Linked DNA regions of Homo sapiens: region 1 is linked to region 2. The links are chromatin loops, found by intact Hi-C in ENCODE. Cell type or tissue: GM12878. All regions are shown on one strand. Each heading gives the region's core, and the rest is flanking DNA. Links, peaks and the distances in the headings are about the cores only.

The links. A loop is a pair of places that touch in the nucleus more often than their neighbours do. Peaks named below come from ENCODE experiments on the same cell type or tissue, not always from the same donor. Only the 100,000 strongest peaks of a DNase experiment are listed, where the experiment ranks them.
Region 1: a loop joins it to region 2, with 4 times the contacts of the local background. A loop is called at or near these places in 2 of 110 quality-filtered maps.

The regions. Positions count from the first base shown.
Region 1 is chr3:12,190,426-12,200,240 of GRCh38, reverse strand. SYN2 (synapsin II) reads right to left here. Exons shown (of 13, transcript NM_133625.6): 13 at 8,209-9,751. The coding sequence ends at 9,616. Among named protein-coding and RNA genes, the nearest start is that of TIMP4, 36 kb to the right of the region's middle. RefSeq lists an enhancer at 5,351-5,400. In GM12878, for the core only: a CTCF peak has its summit at 5,450; DNase peaks (open chromatin) are centred at 2,630, 5,580, 5,820 and 6,590; H3K27ac peaks cover 2,378 bases.
Region 2 is chr3:12,558,838-12,569,049 of GRCh38, reverse strand. It overlaps MKRN2 (makorin ring finger protein 2), which reads right to left. Exons shown (of 8, transcript NM_014160.5): 2 at 47-175. It also overlaps a transcript of MKRN2OS not described here. Among named protein-coding and RNA genes, the nearest start is that of MKRN2, 6.9 kb to the right of the region's middle. RefSeq lists enhancers at 7,829-7,918, 8,099-8,278. In GM12878, for the core only: a CTCF peak has its summit at 5,966 (motif pointing left); a DNase peak (open chromatin) is centred at 8,019; H3K4me3 peaks cover 1,867 bases; H3K27ac peaks cover 2,047 bases.

The sequences.
Region 1 (9,815 bases), core at 1,730-9,729, 370 kb after region 2:
TGTCTCAAAAAATAAAATAAAATGAAAAGTTTTAAAACTACTGGGCTAAAAATAGTATTTATGGTTTATAGATTTCCTGGAATGCACGGATTCCCCTGCCTTGCAAGATTTACTCTCCATATGTCTTGAGAACTCAAAATCTTTAATGGGTCTCCGGGTTCTGAAAGAATTGCTTCAGCAATGGCCATTACTTTAGAAAGGCGATTTTGTTGTTTGTATTTGTCCCTAGATTCTAATGAAATTAATGACAGCTTAGCACTTTGGAAGCAGAATCTGGCTTTATAGAATACTTTAGTTTTTGCCTTCTGCTCAATCTATTTAGCCCCTAAGAAGTTATAATAAATTATGGTCTTTGACTTCTTTAAAATACATTTTTTTGTTTTTGGTAGAGACAGGGTCTCTTGCTATGTTGCCCAGGCTGGCCTCAAATTCCTGGCCTCAAGGGATCCTCCTGCTTCAACCTACCAAAGGTGCTGGGACTACAGGTGTGACCCAGTGCACCCAGCTAGTTCTTTGATTTCTTTAAGTCAGGCAGTATTGGGTTCCAAAAAGCCTGTGCTGTCCCATGTTCATTATGGTAGCAATGGGACCCTAATCCCTTGTACTTTTGTGGTCAGAGAAAGCTTCACAGGAGAAACTTGAGAGTGGGGGCTTAAAAGGTGGAAAATTTGGACAAGCTCTTAGAAGAGAAAGAAAGAACACATCTCTAACCTCATGAGCAGAGGCAAGTAGGCAGGAAAGCACAAGTTACATATGGGAAATTGTGAGTAGATCACTAGTCTGGAGAAGAGAATTGATACAGTAGGCAGCTAAGACCATACATTTGGTTTTCTTTGCAGATGCCTTGACAATAAAGCTATAGATTGGCTTTTAGGCTCTAGGCAGCAGGAGCTATTCTGGTTATGCGAGTTAGAGATGTGCCATGATGAAAGTGTCTTTAGGCTTTATCTGGCCTAACTTTTTGGAAAGAATTGGGGATGCAGATCTGGGAGCAGCAATAACATCATGAGGATATAGTTAACGGATGCAAACAAAAGCAATATTTGCTTTTGAAAACAACAGCATCAAAGGGTCTGCAGTAATGACTCAGTTTACAAGAAGTTAGAAATGCAGGTTTTGGGATTTTGGGATTTTGTTTGTGTTAAAATACTCTCATGTCCATTCCTATTACATTTTAGTTACCCCCCTACAGGTTCAGTAGGTCTTGTAAAACAAAAAAACCAAAAAACCAAAAAAAAGCAAACAAACAAACAAAAAACACTGCTGGGCTATGCTATCATTCCACAGGCAGATGTTCTTCTGTGGCCGCTCTTTATGTAGTTTTATTGTATAAGGATTTATAGCCACATTTTCAGATACAATCAGGAAAGCCTACTGGTTTCCACGTCACTAAACAGTTTTTTGACAGGAAGGCTTATTTTCAAGTAGGGTGCTTGAGAGAACTTTATCAATTATTAGAAGCAACCTCGTCTTCCAATAATACTGTAAATCAGTTCACAGGCTGTGCCTTTTCTGGGAGAAATCAAACTCCAAGGTTTAAAAAGATAGTCTAGGAAGCCCGAGAAGAATGTAACAAACTAATACAAAAGATTTTAAAGTCGAAGAAACACCATTTCCTCTTCCTAGTACAGACTTTACACCTCTTTCCATACTACCCTCATTCACTTGAATGTCTCCTTAATTTTCAACCATCTTCCTGCAGTGTTGCAACAGCTAGTTTAAAAATTAGTTTTCTGACTCACTCACTCTAGGCAAAACTCCAGGAAGGGCCTATTCTTAATACATTTTTTGTTGATATGTATCAGTCAGCTGCGCTATGAAAACAACTCCAAAATGCTAATTTCTTACAACGTAAACATGTATTTATTGCTCACATTAAGATGCCAGCGGCTGCAACTGCCTGCAGTTCTGTTGTGCTTGTCTCCATTCTGAGACTCAGTTTAACCATTCTGAGGTCAATGGGAGAACCAAATGAGTTGGCGTTCATGGAGTAAATTCTGTTGGTTTCCATGCCATTGGCCAAAGCAGGTTCTATAACTAAGCCCAGCGTCTTTGGGACAGAGAGGCAGGTCACTTGGCAATGGGTGGGGAGGTATCATCCACTTATAAGAAAGGAGGAGAGTGAGGAATTAGGAACAATAATACAACTACTCGCAATCTTTCCCGTTGATGACATCCTTTCGTTCAACAAGTTTTAAGGCTTATCTACTAATGGTCTATTGACTAAATGTAAAATAAATTTAAAAAAAGAAATAAGAAATCTAGTCTCTTTAGATATAGTTATGCCCTTTGAAATGGCAGTCTTAGGGAAAAGGATCCTGTTGGGTATATGCTCAGTAGATCCATTAACTTAGTTTAATGGCCAAACTCCAGTTTCAGAAGCCTAAAAATCATGCCTAGAACCTTGATAAATCTCTGAGTTACTTCCTCATCTTGAGACCAGCTGTGGACCCATTTCCTCACCTTAGAATGGTAAAATGGATCCCAACAGAACAAACTTGGAAATGAAACTATGAAATCATTAACCCATTCATAGGAGAGAAACTGAGGTTTAGAGTTTAGTCATTTGCCAAGGTCACACAGCTAGCAAGTGATAGAACTGGTACTGAAACTAACCCAAAGCCTTTACACTTAACCAGTCCATGGTAAATTGAGGCTAGACTCTAGAGGGCTTTAAATACCAAGTTAAAGAGTTTAGGTTTCACTTGTTAAGCCTGGAGATCCCCTGCAAGATTGTGACCAGGGGAATGATGTGATCAGAGATTTTAGAAGTGTACCTGGCAGAAATAAGCAAGGGAATGAAGCCAGGGAGCCCAGTTAGCAGGCTATCACAATAAGAGGTGTGAATAAAGGCCCTAATCCAGAATAATAGCTATGGGGATAGAATAAAGGAATAGTTCTTAAGAAGAAATAATCTACTGGCCTTGTCTACTAATCTTAAATTGAAATGGACCACTGCTTTGATGTGAAATATGCAAACCAAACTGTCTTTAGAGCCCAAGGGAAACTCCAAAGGTAAATGAGCATCCCAAATTCATTCTAGTCCATTCCCTACAACACTCAGGTCCCAGGGGTGGTTTGAGGTCTTCAGGGTATATACAGATTAGGATTTGCTGAGCCCCTCTGGGCCTAGTCTTGCAATTTTCTATCATTACCAGTGAGTTCCAGAGTGGATCCAAGAAGTCTAAACCTGTATTGTCCCTTCACTAATCCAATAGAGCTAATCTCCCTTCCTCAGGACTGAATCTAAAACAAGTAGGGTTAGGCGGTTGCTGAACTTAACCTGATCCACCCAGGTGGCTGTAGCTTTCTGCTTTCTGCTGTGAACTGCCTGGAGGAGTTAGCTGAAGGGTGGAGATTCTTATCAGAAGAGATGTATGTGGATATGGAGGTGGCTGAAAATGACCAAGGGGTGCGGTTCCCTGGGGAGCATTCATTTACACATGAGGTGGGGCCAGGTACCAGCTCTCCTCCCCTCTCAGGTTATCTCTGGTGTTCCCTCTTCCCCTTTCTGGAAGGTTATCTCCTCGATAAAGGTAGCAGGCTAGGGAGTAGGGCCCATGAAACAAGAGTCCTGAAAATATAGACCAGTGGGCAAGCACAAGTGTGTGTGTCTAACTGTATTAATATCCAAGCAAGATAGAAAGCAAGTTCTCAGAGTATCTGGGTGTTGAATAAGAGGTGGATAAATCAGAGAGAATGACTAGTTGCATTATTTTTCTACATGTTTACAATCAACAGGCTTAAAGTCCAAGGAAACTTGTACCACAGGAGGAAAAGTACCACTCAAGTGTGAGCCCACAGTTCAGACACTCAGAAGTCACCTACGATGAGGGATAGCTTCATGGGGCTATTGTGAGAATTCCACAAAATGACAGATGAATCAGTGTTTGTAAACTGTAAAGTGCCTTTAAACTGCAAGGTGCTACATAAACTGTAAAATACAAATGTAAGGAATAATGTTATGATTATTTGAGGAGAAAACATTATTCTAAATGTAGCCTGTAACCTGCAAATTAGACAGTAATAAATTGTTTATTTTCCACAAACAACAGAATTTGCTTGTTGGAATGCAACTTCTCTTTCAAACCTGATAACCTTGATGGGTCTATACATTTATTTCAGAGAGAAACTATTCAAAATGGATCTGAGACCCCTTTCTGGGATTAATTTACTTCAGAACTAGTTTGTAAGCCACAGAACGTTATCTCATTAACTTATAGTCACATTGCATTTTGGACTGTATATATTATCTAGCTTAATCACTAGATTTGACTCCAAAAGAATTAAATTTGTTTATATCAAAATTTACTCCCTAAAGCAACGATTCTTGATATTTTATGTGTGTTGAGGGCCTGCCGAAATGCACAATACATGCATGAGAATACCTGGATTCCAGGTAAAGAATTCCTGATCTTCCAAGAGTTACAGAAATTCAAATAATGTACTACAGATCTGAAGGCAATTATGTTCTGAACATAAGCAGCAGCCTTGTAGGAATAAATAATCTCCCAAAGGAATTGCTTTGAAGGGAACCATACCATTGTAGGAATGATGGTATGGTCTCAGTGTTTAAAAAAGCATCCATTGTGATCACCTGGGGTTTGCGTTGTTATTTCTGTAGCTGCAGTTTTTACTTTGTGTGCATGTGTGTACGTATGTATGTGTCTGCCGTGTGTTTACTGCTATTGGAATGCCTTGGCACAGCACAGGCCTCCCCAAGTGTCCACCCTCAGCTCAGTTTAGCTAATACAACTAAAAGGAGCCATAGCCCTAGGAAAAGACATTGGATGGGCTGAAATTGCCCTAGAGGTTCCCCTGGTTGCAGGAGCAGGAGAAAGGCATGTTTGGCATTCGTTTGGCTGCTCCTGGAGGAGTCCTGGGGAAAGGGGGTTTGGGACTTACTCATACAGGTTTTCTATGTGACAGAGATGGTTTCTTGTGATCTCGCATGCTAACCACTGTTAGGAACAGACTCTATCAGCTTGTTTAATTCTTAAGACAACCTCCTTGGAAAGGTAGCATTGTTCTCATTTTATAGATGAGAAAATTTGAGACACAGAAAAGTTAAACTACATAATCAATTAGCTAATAACTAGCAGAGCCTGGATTTAAACTCAATTTGATTCCAAAACCCAGGCTCTTTCCACTAGCCAACACTATCTCTTCCCTTTGCCTCCTGGCCTCTGTGAAATGATTCCATAAGTCTCTCTCACCCTGGAGGGCCCCCAAATATGAAACCCATTTCATTTATTTCAGGAAAGGCAATGTTCCCAGTGGCCCACCAGACACTTAGTGTTGAGACTCATTTGCTTCTATTACTAACTCCCTTTGTAACCTTGGCAAACTCCTTAAGTTGCCTGGGCCTTGATGCAACTAGATGCAACTTCCAGCTGTAAAACTCAGTGACTGAATTCTGTGCACCCAGCCCAGTCCCGGCAGGTGGCGTGCCTCCTGTCCTGTGGGCTGTGCACAGCTCACCTCCAGGGTGCGGTCTTCTCTGAGCTCCTGAGCTAGAAGCTTGCCCCACTGCAACAGCATATGCTGCTTGTGGTCCATTTTACACTTGCCTGGCTCATCTTATTCATTCTCCTTTCATATCTTACCTGAACTCATCTGCATTCCTCATATATTTTATTTAACTCCTACACAGTATTCCAATTTATGAATAAACCATATATTTTAATTCCCCACGAGAGGTGGTTATTTCCAGTCTTTGCACAAAGAGTGCTGTGACCAATATTCTTTTACTTGGTTTCTTATGTACATGTGCAAGAGATTCTCTAGAGTAAATGTTCAGAAATGGAATTGCTGAGTCATAGGGTTTACGCATGATTGCCAAATTGTTCCCTGAAATGGCAGTACCAACATGCACCCCCATTAGCAACGTGTAAGACTTCCTTCTGCTTCTCATATCCTCACCAATACCTATCAAGCTTATTTTTTTTTTCCAAACTAACATTTTGACTGCATTTGACTTAATGCATTACATTTTCTTCTTTATATTTACACATCTTCCCTACTGGGCTATAAACTTTGTAAGGGCCGAATCCTTGCTTAATTCATTTTTATATTCCTCTCATAAAATTTATGGCGCTAAATAAAATAAGGGGTTGTGAACAAATCAATAAAATACAGAATTAATTTATCTTGACCCAAGATGATGATGAGTTCCATGTGGGCAGGGATGAGGCTTTCTACCTTTACTAATCTGGGGTGAAGACATAGGTAGGGAATCCCCATAAACTGCAGAGGTGGTTGCACAGTGGTCAAAGCTGGCCTACAGACAAGGCTTCAAGATCTGTAGAAGACTGCAACCAATCTTTCAGAGATCTTAGCTGTAGATAATTTTTATCACAGTATTCACTGAATATTTATTGATGGTTGTTGAATAGCCAACTTCCCAGTCTCTGGGGCTGTCTTTTTTAAGTAGCAAGAAGGCTGTTTCTGAATGGAACTTCCCCACCCCCAGCCCCACCCCATTACTAAGGGCTGGAGAGAATCCATATGTCCTTCAGACCAGGGTGCTGCCTGACCTATGGTAAATGCCTCTCCTTTTTGTCACTGCAGCATTTCCAGGCTGACTCATTTTCTAAATAAGCCACTTGTGGTTTTTGGTCTGACATCACATGTGGAAGAATGAGTAATTTTTTAAGAACCAGAATTATATTCTATCAGAATAAGAAACATTGTGTATGTTACTCATGGTTTTAGGACAAGGGGTCAACACTGGTCACAGATGTCCTAACTTTCTCCCAGTCCTTCTTTCCCTGGGGTCAGGGGATGGAGAGAGAATGTAAAGAGGTGGATATGCTGTAAATTTTTGTGTGCACCTCTTATCACACTGTGTAAAATTTAATACAATTGTCTTGTTGACTTTGCTAGATTAAATAAAAGTAATATGGCAAAGTAGCTCAGGCCATGAGTTCTGCTGCTGCACTGCTTAGGTTGGTTCAAATCCCAGCTCTGCCACTTGCCCAGCTGAGTGACCCTGAGTGAGTTATTGACCTTGATGTGCCTCCATTTCTCATTTATAAAATAATAACAGCACCTACCATATAGGCTTATTATAAGGAACACATAAGTTGATGAGCATTAAGTATTTAGAATAGTGCCTGACTATGGAAGTGTCAGCAAATATTCCTATGAATCCATCACAATGTTTATGTTTATCGTAAGTGCTCAATAAATGTTTTGACTAAATGAATGACTTCTCTTAAAACATATTTGGAATCGGGGATAGAAGCAATGGCTAGTGGCAGACTCTTGGTTTGTGAAGGGGGTCAGAGTATGCTACCTCAAAATATGCCACTTTGGCATATTGTTTATGTTGAGCTGAAGGCAACAGAACAACAACAGATGCAGGAAAGGTTTTCCGACTTCCCCCTTCCTGTCTGAAGCAGGACTAAAACTTCTTGTGGGAAGGGTGCCTCTCCCCCAGAAGGAAGAAGGGAACAAACATTCTTATCACCAGAGACAGGGAGTTGACACTGAGATGAATCTCCACAGACAAAACCTTACTAAAACTTGTAACCCTTCTCTCCCATTAGTTTCTCCCATATATTTCCTACTTTCCCACAATTTACTGGCTGACTAGCCCAGACGCCTTTGTTTTGTCATATCGTCACAATTTATCATTCTTTGTTTAAAATGGTATACAAGTTTTGGGCTTAACAGCTTGGGTCTTCATTTTCCTTATGAAGATTCCCACGTACGCATAAAAATATTAAATAAAATGTGTATACGTTTGTCCTGTTCATCTGTCTTATGTATGCTTAATTTTCAGGCCCAGCCACAGAACGTTAAGAGGACATCTGCCTCCCCTACAGCTGGAAACAGAAGGAACTCTAAAGGTCAATTGCCTTGCGCCCAGGTACCCCACGCATTGGTTTGGTTGGTTTGTTCCTTAGTTATGTGTGTTGTGGGAGGAGGGCTCTCACCCCCCAGGGGTCACTCAATGGGAGGTTCTACTTCCTGTTTTCTAAGTGTAAGAAGAGGGTACGGTGCTCAATCCTTGAACTGTGAAAACAGAGAATGAGTAAGAAAGGAGACCCTGGTTCTCGGAGAAATTCATTCTCTGACCTTGCAGCATCTACTGCCCGTGAAGAGAAGTTAAGATAGTGGCATTTGGAGGAGGTTATCTTGTTGAGTTAGTAGGATGGGTGTCATGTGTAGGAAATTATCTAGATACTTATTAACATTCAGATATTAACATTTTAATATATGGATTTTTTATTGGTGCAGATGTAGTGTTTATCTTCACAGCATCCGTGGTCTTTGGGAAAATATACTTGAGTATCAGGGAGTCATGAAGCAGCCAGAGTGAAATCCCTCAGAGCCCACCCTCAATTGCAGGCCTCTTTAGGATGCCTTCGTTGAGATCTGTGGGAGCCTGGTTGTCAGAGCAGGTTGGTCCAGCCTCATTGGCACCACCATGTGGGCCTCAGCTGAGGAGCTTGATGATAGACCAGGCAAGTGAGTCTAAATTGACTCCTCCGGGAGCAAGGGTTCTGTGCTTATTTGAAAGGTTACAAAGTCCGTAATATAGGTAGAAACGCTGAGTTGCTGAAGGAAGGCTAGGTGTCTTGGAGGAGACAGATTCACTGGGGAGGTGCGAGGAGGCCCAGAAGTGGTATGTAAAGGACAGACACATTCTCAAACACTTGCAAACACATGTACACCTGCAGTCACACACACAAACTGACACAAACAGCTTCACACACCTAGATTTTTCACTCCCTACACTCAAGCACACACACACACACACCCCTCATGGACACTCTCTCAGCCTAAAGGGTGGCCAAGGGGTCAAGACCTCATGGCTGAATCAAATGTTGGTGAATGCTGCTGCTTTTATTACACCAAAGGTCTTAACGTTTATTAGGAGATGAACACAAAGCTTGGCATACTGCTGTCATAGTGGCATGCATTCTCCTCTATAGTGCAGCTCTGGAGTTCAAGGTTACTGCAGATTGCACATAAGAACCACTCTTCAGAGGGGAGAAAAGGGGAAACTGCAGATCCTTGTTCTCCCGAATATCAGCAGACTCAAGGTGCTTCACCACCACAGCAGCCTAAGATCTTGTAAGTTGGGTGGGTGTGCTTTAAACAGTAACACAGGTATGACAAGGGATCCAGGTCGGGGAAAGTTCCTAAAACTTAGGGCCAAGAGTACTTTTGGGGAAGTATATACTTCCCAAACAGGTATCACTGAATGGGGGCGGGGCATGCTTAGCACTGCAACTGAGCTAGGTTAAGCTGCCAGGAGTCCACGATTAATCCTGGTTTCACAGGGAAGAATAAGACATGATGGCACTGTCACAATAAGGCCACTAAACTCACAGCGAACGATGACTTCAGAAGGAAGCTCTCATGACTACAGGGAAGCAGCTCTTTCCTCTCTGATGCCAGGTACCCCTTGCTGGGTAGGCACCTGCCCTGAGACTGTCAAATGGTCCTTTCTGGGCTGCACAACATCACTTAGTACAACAGAGCAGAGGAAGGGACCACACACGTCAAGGTCATGGGACATAACCACCAAGCTGGCTGACTGTTGTTGGTGAATGTCTTAGATGCCTTTCCCGGTTGGGCTGGGTGCCCCGTGTGTCTGAAGAGCTAATCTGAAAAGAGGCTGGCAAAGGACTTCCTCAAGCTCCGGATGGTCTCTGCTTTGGCTTCATCCTCATTGGCTGAAGACCGGAAGAAGGAGGACTCAGAGAAGCTGAAGGCATTTGTCAGGGACTGCGACTTGCTTGAAGATAAAAACCAGAGAGAATGTGAGAGGGTGGTGTTCCCAGCAAGGCAGGGAAGGACGG
Region 2 (10,212 bases), core at 1,083-9,082:
CAAATGAAATCAGTGTCACAGCTGGAATCTGTTGCAGAGTCCTTGCCTGCACCGAGTTCCATAGGCACAGTAGCCCTTCTGGTAGTACTTGCAGATGGTGGACGGTTTGCTGTTTGCCAAGTCATGTGAGAATAGGCACTGACTTCCTTCCCGACACACACCATGCATAAAATACCTGCAGAGACAAGCACAGGCATACAACTTTTAGAAGCACATTTTGCTTTATAAAATCAGCTTATTCTTGAACTTAGCATACAAACATTTACCAGGCATATATTATGTATAAAGGCTCTATTAGGCACTGGAGAGAGATCTATATATTTCCTTGATTCTACAACAGTGATTTCAGAGGCACTACAACTGATTCAATGACAGCTTTTCTGAAAGAAAAACAAATGATCCCATATATTTCTATGTGAAGATATATCTTCCTGATTTGAGATATGTTCAATGTGAGCCACATAATTGAGAAAACACTCTGTGAAAAACTGTTCTCTCTGTTCTCAAGGAGCTTAAAGGGCATGACTAACGAAACCAGAAGATCTGGGCTCAAGACCCAGCTCTGCCACTTAAGAACATGTCACAAAACCAACTTCCCTGGGCCTTGCTACCTTTCCCTATAAAATGAAGATTATACTACCCACTTAACTGGTCGTGGTGAGGATCAAATACCATAGTGTGGTATCAAAAGATATACACAGATGCTCCTTGACTAATGATGGAGTTACATCCCAATAAAGCCACTGTTTTTTGTTTTTTGTTTTGAGATGGAGTCTCTCTGTCACCCAGGCTGAAGTGCAATGGCACAGTCTCAGCTCACTGCAACCTCTGCCTTCCGGGTTCAAGCGATTCTCCTAGCTCAGCCTGGGCTACCTTACTTATGCTTAGAACACTTACATCAGCCTACAGTTGGGCCAAATCATCTAACACAAAATCTATTTTACAATAAAGTGTAGAATAATCTCATGCAATTTATTGAACACCGTACTGAAAGTGAGAAACAGAAAGGTTGTATGGGTACTTGTAGTTTTTAATGAAAGCTGTTTCTCATACATTGTTTCAGATGTTTCAGAATATCAGATGTATCACATGTTCTGTATCAGAATATTCCACTGAGATATCAGATCCTGGCCTTGAAGAATAAGTGGTACAGGAATACCTGGGAGGCTAACTCTGTCCAGACAGGGTAGAGAGACCTGAGTGAATACTCAAACAGTAGAGACCCTAGATGAACATGTCTTGATATTAAAGATAAACTAGGCTGGGTGTGGTGGCTCACACCTGTAATCCTAGTACTTTGGGAGGCCAAGGCGGGCGCATCACCTGAGGTCGGGGGTTCCAGACCAGTCTGACCAACATGGAGAAACCCCGTCTCTACTAAAAAAAATACAAAATTAGTCAGGAGTGGAGGTGCATGCCTGTAATCCCAGCTACTTGGGAGGCTGAGGCAGGAGAATCGCTTGAACTCAGGAGGTGGAGGTTGCGGTGAGCCGAGATTGCGCCATTGCACTCCAGCCTGGGTGACAAGAGCAAAAACTCTGTCTCAAAAAAAAAAAAAAAAAAAAAAAGATAAACTAGCCAGGGCAACAAAGGGAGACCCTAAAATTTAAAAATTAGCCTAGCATGGTGGTATGCACCTGTGGTTCAGCTACTCAGGAGAGTGAGACAGGAGGATTGCTTAAACCCAGGAGTTCAAGGCTGCAGTAGCCATGATTGTGCCACTGCACTCTAGCCTGGGTGACAGCAAGATCCTGTCTCACAAAAGAAAAAAAAAAAGTAAACTAGTGTTAGAGTAGAAGTATTTTAGACACACCCTAATAAGGCTTAAAAAAAAAAAACACAAGCTGATAGCAAGTATATAACTTACTGTCAGCCAAAACAAACTTTAAAGGAAGACAATACAATCCAAATGCTCAGAAACTCACAATGCTTGGCATCCAATCATAAATTACTAGATATGCCAAAAAGCAGAAAATAATGTGACCTATAACCAGGAGAAAAATAAAGAACAGGAATTACAGAGATGATGGAATCAGCAAAATAAGACCTTAAGAACAGCTATTATACATATGCTCAATATGCTGAAAGATTTAAAGAAAAACATAAACATAATGTGGAGAGAAATGGATGATTTAAATAAGACCAAATACTAGGTGTGGTGGCTCACGCCTATAATCCCAGCGCTTTGGGAGACTGAGGTGGGTGGATGACCAGAGGTCAGGAGTTCGAAACCAGCCTGGTCAACATGGTGAAACACCATCTCTATTAAAAATACAAAAATTAGCCAGGTGTGGTGGCAGGTGCCTGTAATCCCAGCTACTTGGGAGGCTGAGGCAGGAGAATCACCTGAACCCTGGAGGCGGAGGTTGCAGTGAGCCAAGATCGCGCCATTGCACTCCAGCCTGGGCAATAAGAGCGAAACTCCACCTCAAAACAAAACAAAACAAAAAACAAATGAAACTTCTAGAAGTGAAAAATACAATGTCTGAAATGAGAATTACATTAGATGAGTTTAGTAGATGGGATACTACAAAGGAAAATATCAGAATACTTGAAGACACAGAATAGAAACCATCTGAGAGAGAGAGAGAGAGAAACAAACTTGCTTCTGACTACCAAGGAGCATGGATCTTGGCTTCTCACTGTAAAAAAACAAAACAAAACAAAACAAACCCAACTGAAAAATGAAACAAAATATGTGAAACAACTGCTTTCAGACAATAGAAAAAAGGACTGGTCCTTAAGAGAAGGGAAACACAGGAAGTAAGCCCCACATTTAGTCTGACTTCCTACCTGGAGGCATATTCTAGGTCTTGGTACTGGGAGTAGAACCTCAGGCAAATCACAGAGATTGAGTTTAGGGAGGCTGCAGGGATTCTTTAAAGATCCATAAATAGTCTGGGCTCAGAGGCTCATGCCCGTAATCCCACCACTTCAGGAGGCCAAGGTGTGAGGACTGCTTGAACCCAGGAGTTTGAGGTCAGCCTGGGCAACATGGCAAAACCCAATCTGTATAAAAAATACAAAAATCAGCCGTGCATGATGGCTACTTGGGGGCCTGAGGTGGGAGGACTGCTTGAGCCCAGAAGGAGAGAGCCTGCAGTGAGCTCTGTTTGCACCACTGTACTCCAGCCTGGGTGACAAAGCAAGACCCTGTCTCAAAACAAACAAAAAAACAAACAAAAAACCCTGTAAATAGAACCACACATAGGCCGCATGCAGTGGCTCATGCCTGTAATCCCAGCACTTTGGGAGGCCAAGGTGAGTGGATTGCTTGAGCTCAGGAGTTTGAGATGAGACTGGGCAACATGGTGAAACCTCGTCTCTACCAAAAAATATACAAAAAATTAGCCAGGCACGGTAGCGTGCACCTGTGCTCCCAGCTACTTGGGAAGATGAGGTAGGAGGATCGATTGAGCCCAGGAGGCAGTGGTTGCAATAAGCCAAGATCATGCTGCTGCACTCTAGCCTGGGTGACAGAGTGAGACCCTGTCTCCCAAAAAAAAAAAAAAAAAAAAAAAAAAAGGTAAGTTGGGGAAAGAATCTTTTCAACAAATGATGCTGGACCCAAAATCGACTTGGAAAAAACTTAAATATGTACCTGCTGATATGACCCAAAATGAAGTATAAAACAACCTATGACGTATTCTAGCCAGAAACAATTAATTTGAATCCACAAAACTCCAGATCTAACATCCAGTTCATAGAAAATACAGGAGACTGGGGACAACCTATGAAAGACATCTCGAGAAAACAACCAAATAAATACAAAAGAGGCTGTACGTGGGACCTAGGCCTACTGTCTTTATAAGTGCCATGTAACTAAAGGAGGCTGAGTTTGGAAGACAGTTTGACAGTTTCTTAAAAAATGTAAACATAAATCTACCATATGACCCAACAATTCTACGCCTAGGTATGTACCCAAGAAAATGAAAATCTATGTCCACACAAATACTTGTACATGAATGTCCAAAGCAGCACTATGCATAACAGCCAAAAAGTGGAAACAATCCAAATGTCCATCAACTGATGAACAGACAGAGAAAATGTGATTTATCCATACAATGGGCTCTTATCCAGCCATAAAAAGGAAAGAAGTACTGGCACACACTACAACATGGGTGAACCTTGAAAACATTACGCAGAGTGAAAGAAGCTGGACACAAAAGACCACATGTTGCATGATTCCATTTATATGCAATGTCAGAAAAGGCAAATCTACAGAGACAAAAAGTAGATTAAGTGGTTGCCTAGGGTTGGGAGGAGAGAAGTGAGGGTGACTGTTAATGGGCACAAGGGATCTTTTGGGGGTGATAGAAATGTCCTAAAATTTAACTGTGGTGATGGTTGTACAACTTTGTAAATTCATTAAAAAGTTTTGCACTGTACACTTCAAACAGGTAAATTTTATGGTATATAAGTTATACCTCAGAAAAAGCTGTTAAAAAAGAGAAAAAAGGGAAGGGACAATGCTAGGTTAGCAGACAGAACACAAGGGACATAACCAGATGCAATACTTACCTCTGGACTAGAATCTGGTTTCAACAAACCAGATACAAAAGACATTTTTGAAACCAGATATTTTGAAAGATATTTTGAAATAAATGTGAGTATGGACTAGGTATAAAATGAAAATTTATTAATATGGAAAGTTAAACACAATTAACTGAGAAGAGTAGATTATAAAACAGCTAATGGTGCAGCTTCTATAGAAAAACAGTACGGAAGTTCCTTAAAAAATTAAAAATATATTTACCATATGATCCGGCAATTCCACTTCTGGGTATAGACACAAAATAATTCAGGCCAGGCCCAGTGGCTCACGCCTGTAATCCCAGAACTGTGGGAGGCCGAGGTGGGTGGATCACCTGAGGTCAGGAATTTGAGACCAGCCGGATCAACATGGTGAAACCCCATCTCTACTAAAAATACAAAAATTAGCCGGGCGTGGTGGTGGGCGCCTGTAATCCCAGCTACTTTGGGGGCCGAGGCAGGAGAATCACTTGAACCTGGGAGGGAGAGGTTGCAGTGAGCCAAGATCACGCCACTGCACTCCAGCCTGGGCAACAGAGTGAATCTGTTTCAAAAAAAATAGAAGACTTCAAAGTAGGGACTCAAACAAACATTTGCACACCCGTGTTCATACCAGCATTATTCACAATAGCCAAAAGGTGGAAGCAACTCAAGCGTGCGCTAATGGACGAATGCATAAACAAGATGTGGTCTATCCATACAATCAAGCTTAAAAAGAAAGGTGATTCTGGCCGGGTGTGGTGGCTCACACCCGTAATCCCAGCACTTTGGGAGGCCGAGGCAGGCGGATCATGAGGTCAGGAGTTCAAGACCAGCCTGGCCAACATGGTGAAACCCCGTCTCTACTAAAAATACAAAAAGTAGCCGGGCATGGTGGCAGGTGCCTGTAATCCCAGCTACTCGGGAAGCTGAGGCATGAGAATCGCTTGAACTCAGGAGGCGGAGGCTGCAGTGAGCCGAGATCGTGCCACTGCACTCCAGCCTGGCGACAGAGTGAGACTCCGTCTCAGGAAAAAAAAAAAAAAAAAAAAAAGAACTAGACAACAGGAGGGAATGGTATGCAAGGAATGCCAGGGAGGCCCGAGAGGCCCAGACTGCTGGTGTCTCCAGAGAAAGGGTACTAGTGAACATGCTGCACATCCGCCCCAATCAGAAACCTCTGACTTCTCCACCTGTTTCTCTCCCCAAAAGCAGAGGAAGTGCTGACCAGACCTACCTGACAGTTTATTTTTTTCCCAGGGAAATTATAAAAGGATATTCTAGTATATAAGTCAGTCTCTCATGCGTTTGGCTAGTATGAGCCACCTCTATGTACACCAACAGAATCAAATTTCTGAGCCTACAAAATGAGAACTGGACCTCATGACTTAAGTGACTATACAATGGTGCCATCCTACAGCCTTTGCTAGGTAGTCAGCTAGGCTTTCCCCAGGAAACACCCTCTTGTGGCCTACCATTAGATCAGCAGTCCCCAATCTTTTTGGAGCCAGGGACCAGTTTTATGGAAGACAATTTTTCCACGGAATGGGGGGATGGGGGATGGTTTCAGGATGATTCAAGCACATTACATTTATTGTGCACTTTATTATTATAATATATAATGAAATAAGTATACAACTCACCATAGTGTAGAATCAGTGGAACACTGAGCTTGTTTTTCTGCAACTAGATGGTCCCATCTGGGGGTCATGGGAGACAGTGACAGTTCATCAGGCATTAGATTCTCATAAGAAGCACACAACGTAGATCCCTCACATGCACAGCTGACAATAGGGTTAGTGCTTCTATTAGAATCTAATGCTGCTGCTGATCTGACAGGAGGTGGAGCTCAGGTGGTAATGTGAGTGATGGGGAGTGGCTATAAACACAGATAAAGCTTTGCTCACTTGCCCACTACTCACCTCCTGCTGTGTGGCCTGGTTCCTAAAAGGCCATAGACTGGTTGGGGACCACTGCACTAGATCAGACATTGTGCAGTAATTTGCCATAAGGCTGTTAAAGTTTTATTTTTTAAAAAGAAAAAGCACAAACAGAAGCTGGGAAACTTTTTGTTAGAAACTTAGAGTTCCTGTTATTTACAATACCGATTTTATAAATGCACAGAAGAGAGTTACACAGCAGATGTGAGACTGCTATCCTTAGGAAGGTCTGCTTCCAAGGCTGCCCCTTGCCTGGCATCTGGGAACTTGGCTAGTAACAGTTCTCTACACAGATACAAAATTTTCCCTAAATGATGGAGAGTGTCTCGCTGTGTCTAAACTGATGTACAATGTAGTTCATGCTGAAAACCTGCTTGCCTTCTGGGAGTCTGGAATTTTGGTTCATGCTAGGCAGAGGGTGCCTATGTGACCAGCTTGGGCACTGAATCCCTAATGGGCTTCCCTGGACACATGTTGCTGCATTTTCATTGCTGTGTGGCCCTCTCAGGGAGGGACAGATGTAGGAAGCCTGCACCCAGGCTCCTCCAGACCCCCCATGTCTTCTGCCATCATGATCTGGCTGTGACCCCTTACTAGATATGGTAATAATCTCAGCCTTGAATACAGCTGTATACTGGGACCCACTTGTCCTAGTTCTAGACAGTCTCTGGATTTGGGGTGGTCTTGGAGATCCCAAACACAAAAGTAGAGTATACATCTAAGCAGTTTGAGAATTATTTTTGAGAAATGCTACTCAAGACTGCAATATTTCAATTGTCCTCAGACATGGTAATCTTTGAAGGTATAATAATTTAAAAAAAAAAGTCAGTGCCAAGAGCCAAGTCTGAATGACAAAGAGGTATCAGGATTAGTAAACTCATAAATACTGAAAGAGGACAGGTTCAAAGTGGCAACATAAGCAGTTAAACAAAAGTGATATCGAATAAATACTGTATAGTTTCTTTCCTTTTCTCGGGTAGAGACAGGATCTTGCTATGTTGCCCAGGCTGGTCTCAAACTCCAGGGCTCAAGTGATCTTCCTACCTCAGCCTCCCCAAGTGCTGGGATTATAGGAATGAGCCACTGCACCAGCCAATACTGTATTGTTTCTTTTGAAGCAATTAGAACAGAAAATTTCCTGAAAGAACCAGGGTGGAAGACTACCACAGGCCCTCTACCAGATACTATTTGTTAACAAGGCAGACAAGAAGAAAGACTTTTTTAGGTAGTGGTCTCCTGCAAGGATGCCTTTTATAATTCTACCTCCGCCTTCCATACGTCCTATCCAGAAAACTTGCCTTCCAAACTGCACTAATTATCTCTTCCACTAAAATACAAATATTTAACTGCCAACCAGAGCTTCTAGTTAATTTTGCCATTTATAAGCTGGTGACTTCATAAAAGCCACTTCACTTCTGTAAGTGACTGAGCTGAGATTTAAACAGATTCAAAAATAATTTCTAGACCACCATCACTGCCTTCAAGAAAGGAAAGTATGAAATGAGAGTTATGTAAGAGGTGAAGTCAGCCCAGTCCTATTTTTGTAGCATATGTCACCATTTCCACTCCCCAGTGACAAGCACAAAGCCACCTAGAGCACATCCTGCTTGTCCTTTGGGGCATCTCTGTCATGTGCTTATAGTCACTCCTCTCCATCTATGTTATACTGATCTTACTCCAAGCCTCTTTCATGTTGCGCTTTGTAATGAATTTCCAACTGCTCAACCTTTCTGATGGACAAACCGCCCCTCATATCTTCCAAGAGAGACGACTGAGACATGAACTGGAGGAGGGGAGAGACGACTAGGTGGGTGAAGTGCATAGCTGGAGACTCAGAGCAGGTAGGTTCTTTCTGGGGGACACTCCAAAGGGGTGTTACCCTGGGTAAACCCAAAAGACTGTTTCAGACAGTATGGCTATTATACACTGCAGAGCATATCAGGTTCACTGCTGGCCACAGAACCACCAGCAGCTCCAGCAGCAGCAGTGCTAAGCAAAACAATCAATCTGGTTTCTTACAGGCCCTTGAATGTTGCCTGTTTAGCAAAACGCTTTTGCAAATCACTTCCAAGTATACAGGTAATTTGCATCCTCAGTGTCTTTTTTTTTTTTTTTTTTTACATTTTCCTACATATTTTCACAGGCTAAAATTTTACGGCTATACTCCTTGTGACAGCAGATCCACTGAGGGGGAAGGAAGCAAATGGTAGGCACTGTGGCAGGCTTGCAATAAATGTACTGATTAGAGGCGGGAATGAAATGAAGTACAGTGTGGTGGTGAAGACACTGAAGTCAGACTGCTTGCTATGTGAGCTTAAGCAAGTTATTTAAGTCACTGAGCCTCAGTTTCCCCATCTGTAATGTGATTATAATAACTGCACTTACTTCATAGACTGCTATGATAGACTACTGGGACATTTAACTGAGAAAATGCATGTAAGTGCTCATCCTAATACAAAATAAATGGTTTGTTGCTATTATTTAATTTTTAAACAGCCCTGCCGGTTAGGCATTACCATCCTCATTTCACAGATGAGGCAGTTGTTGCACAGGTGGTACCAGGATTAGAATCCAGAACTGCCCAACCCTGGGGCTCAAACTCTTCCTACCACCTGCCAGCTGAAAAGATCCCCCATGTTTTGTGACTTTCAAAGAATCAAAAGCCCCCTAGGTTTGACTATCTTAGGACAATGAAATCCTGTGTCTTCTAATAGTGATTATGAGATGCAGGGAAGCTCTATCACAAGAGGAGAAGGTGAAATAAACTGGTTACTAAGCTATAATAAGGGCCTCCCCCAGGGCTCCGAAAACAGACTGGAAGACAGGGAGATGGTTGTGGGGGAGGGGAATCAGCAAAAAGGCACAGATTGAGATTCTGGATAGAGCGGCATGTCAAGGAATCAGAAGAGCTGACTGACAGCATAACTGTACGAGCAGTCATTTTTACCACTCCAGGCAATAAAAACATGGAGTGTCTTTGTCATTAGGTTTGAGACTCCTAGCATTTGATAAGCAACTCTTGGAGATACATAATATCTAACAGATTGGAAGCAAAACTGACATTATTCTGCTGTCATTCAAAATAAACATGTACATCACATCCCACAGTCAGGAAAACAAACCTAAAACTTTGTGACCTGAGATTAAAAAAAACAAAAAAACAAACAAAACCCACAAAAAACCGCACACGCTGCTTAGATCTGGTCCCCAAAATAAATCATACCTTGAACATTTCCTATAAATTATCAATGTCTAGAGACAAGGCTTTTGTTAATGAGATAATAAAGTGAGAAAAGCTTTTGGTAGATAAGCTGGTAGAAAAGTTGATGGTAGATAAACACACTAATGTAAACTTGGTACTCTTGGTCATATTGGTTTTTTCCCACTTAAAACACCTGTTATGTTTTTTATTTGGCAAGGCAGTCATCGGGAGCCCTGACTCCTTTACACCCTTTTGTGAGTAAACTTCTTTGCAGTTTTACATATCCTTGTATGAGTTTCCTTTCATGGGAACACATTAAAAGCTTTGATAAGTCCTGCAATAAATAAATTTTAATTTAGCATTTCAAAACTTATCTGGAGGCCCTACAGTCTATGAGGGCATGAACTTTGATTTCACACCTCTGTCACTTGGAAGCTAAATGACCTTAGGCAAGTCGCTTCAATGCTGAGGCTCAGTTTTACGATCTGTGGAAGAGCGCTGGTTGCTGGATTATACACTACAGTACCTAAGAGCCGCAGCACATTGTAAGTCCCCAAC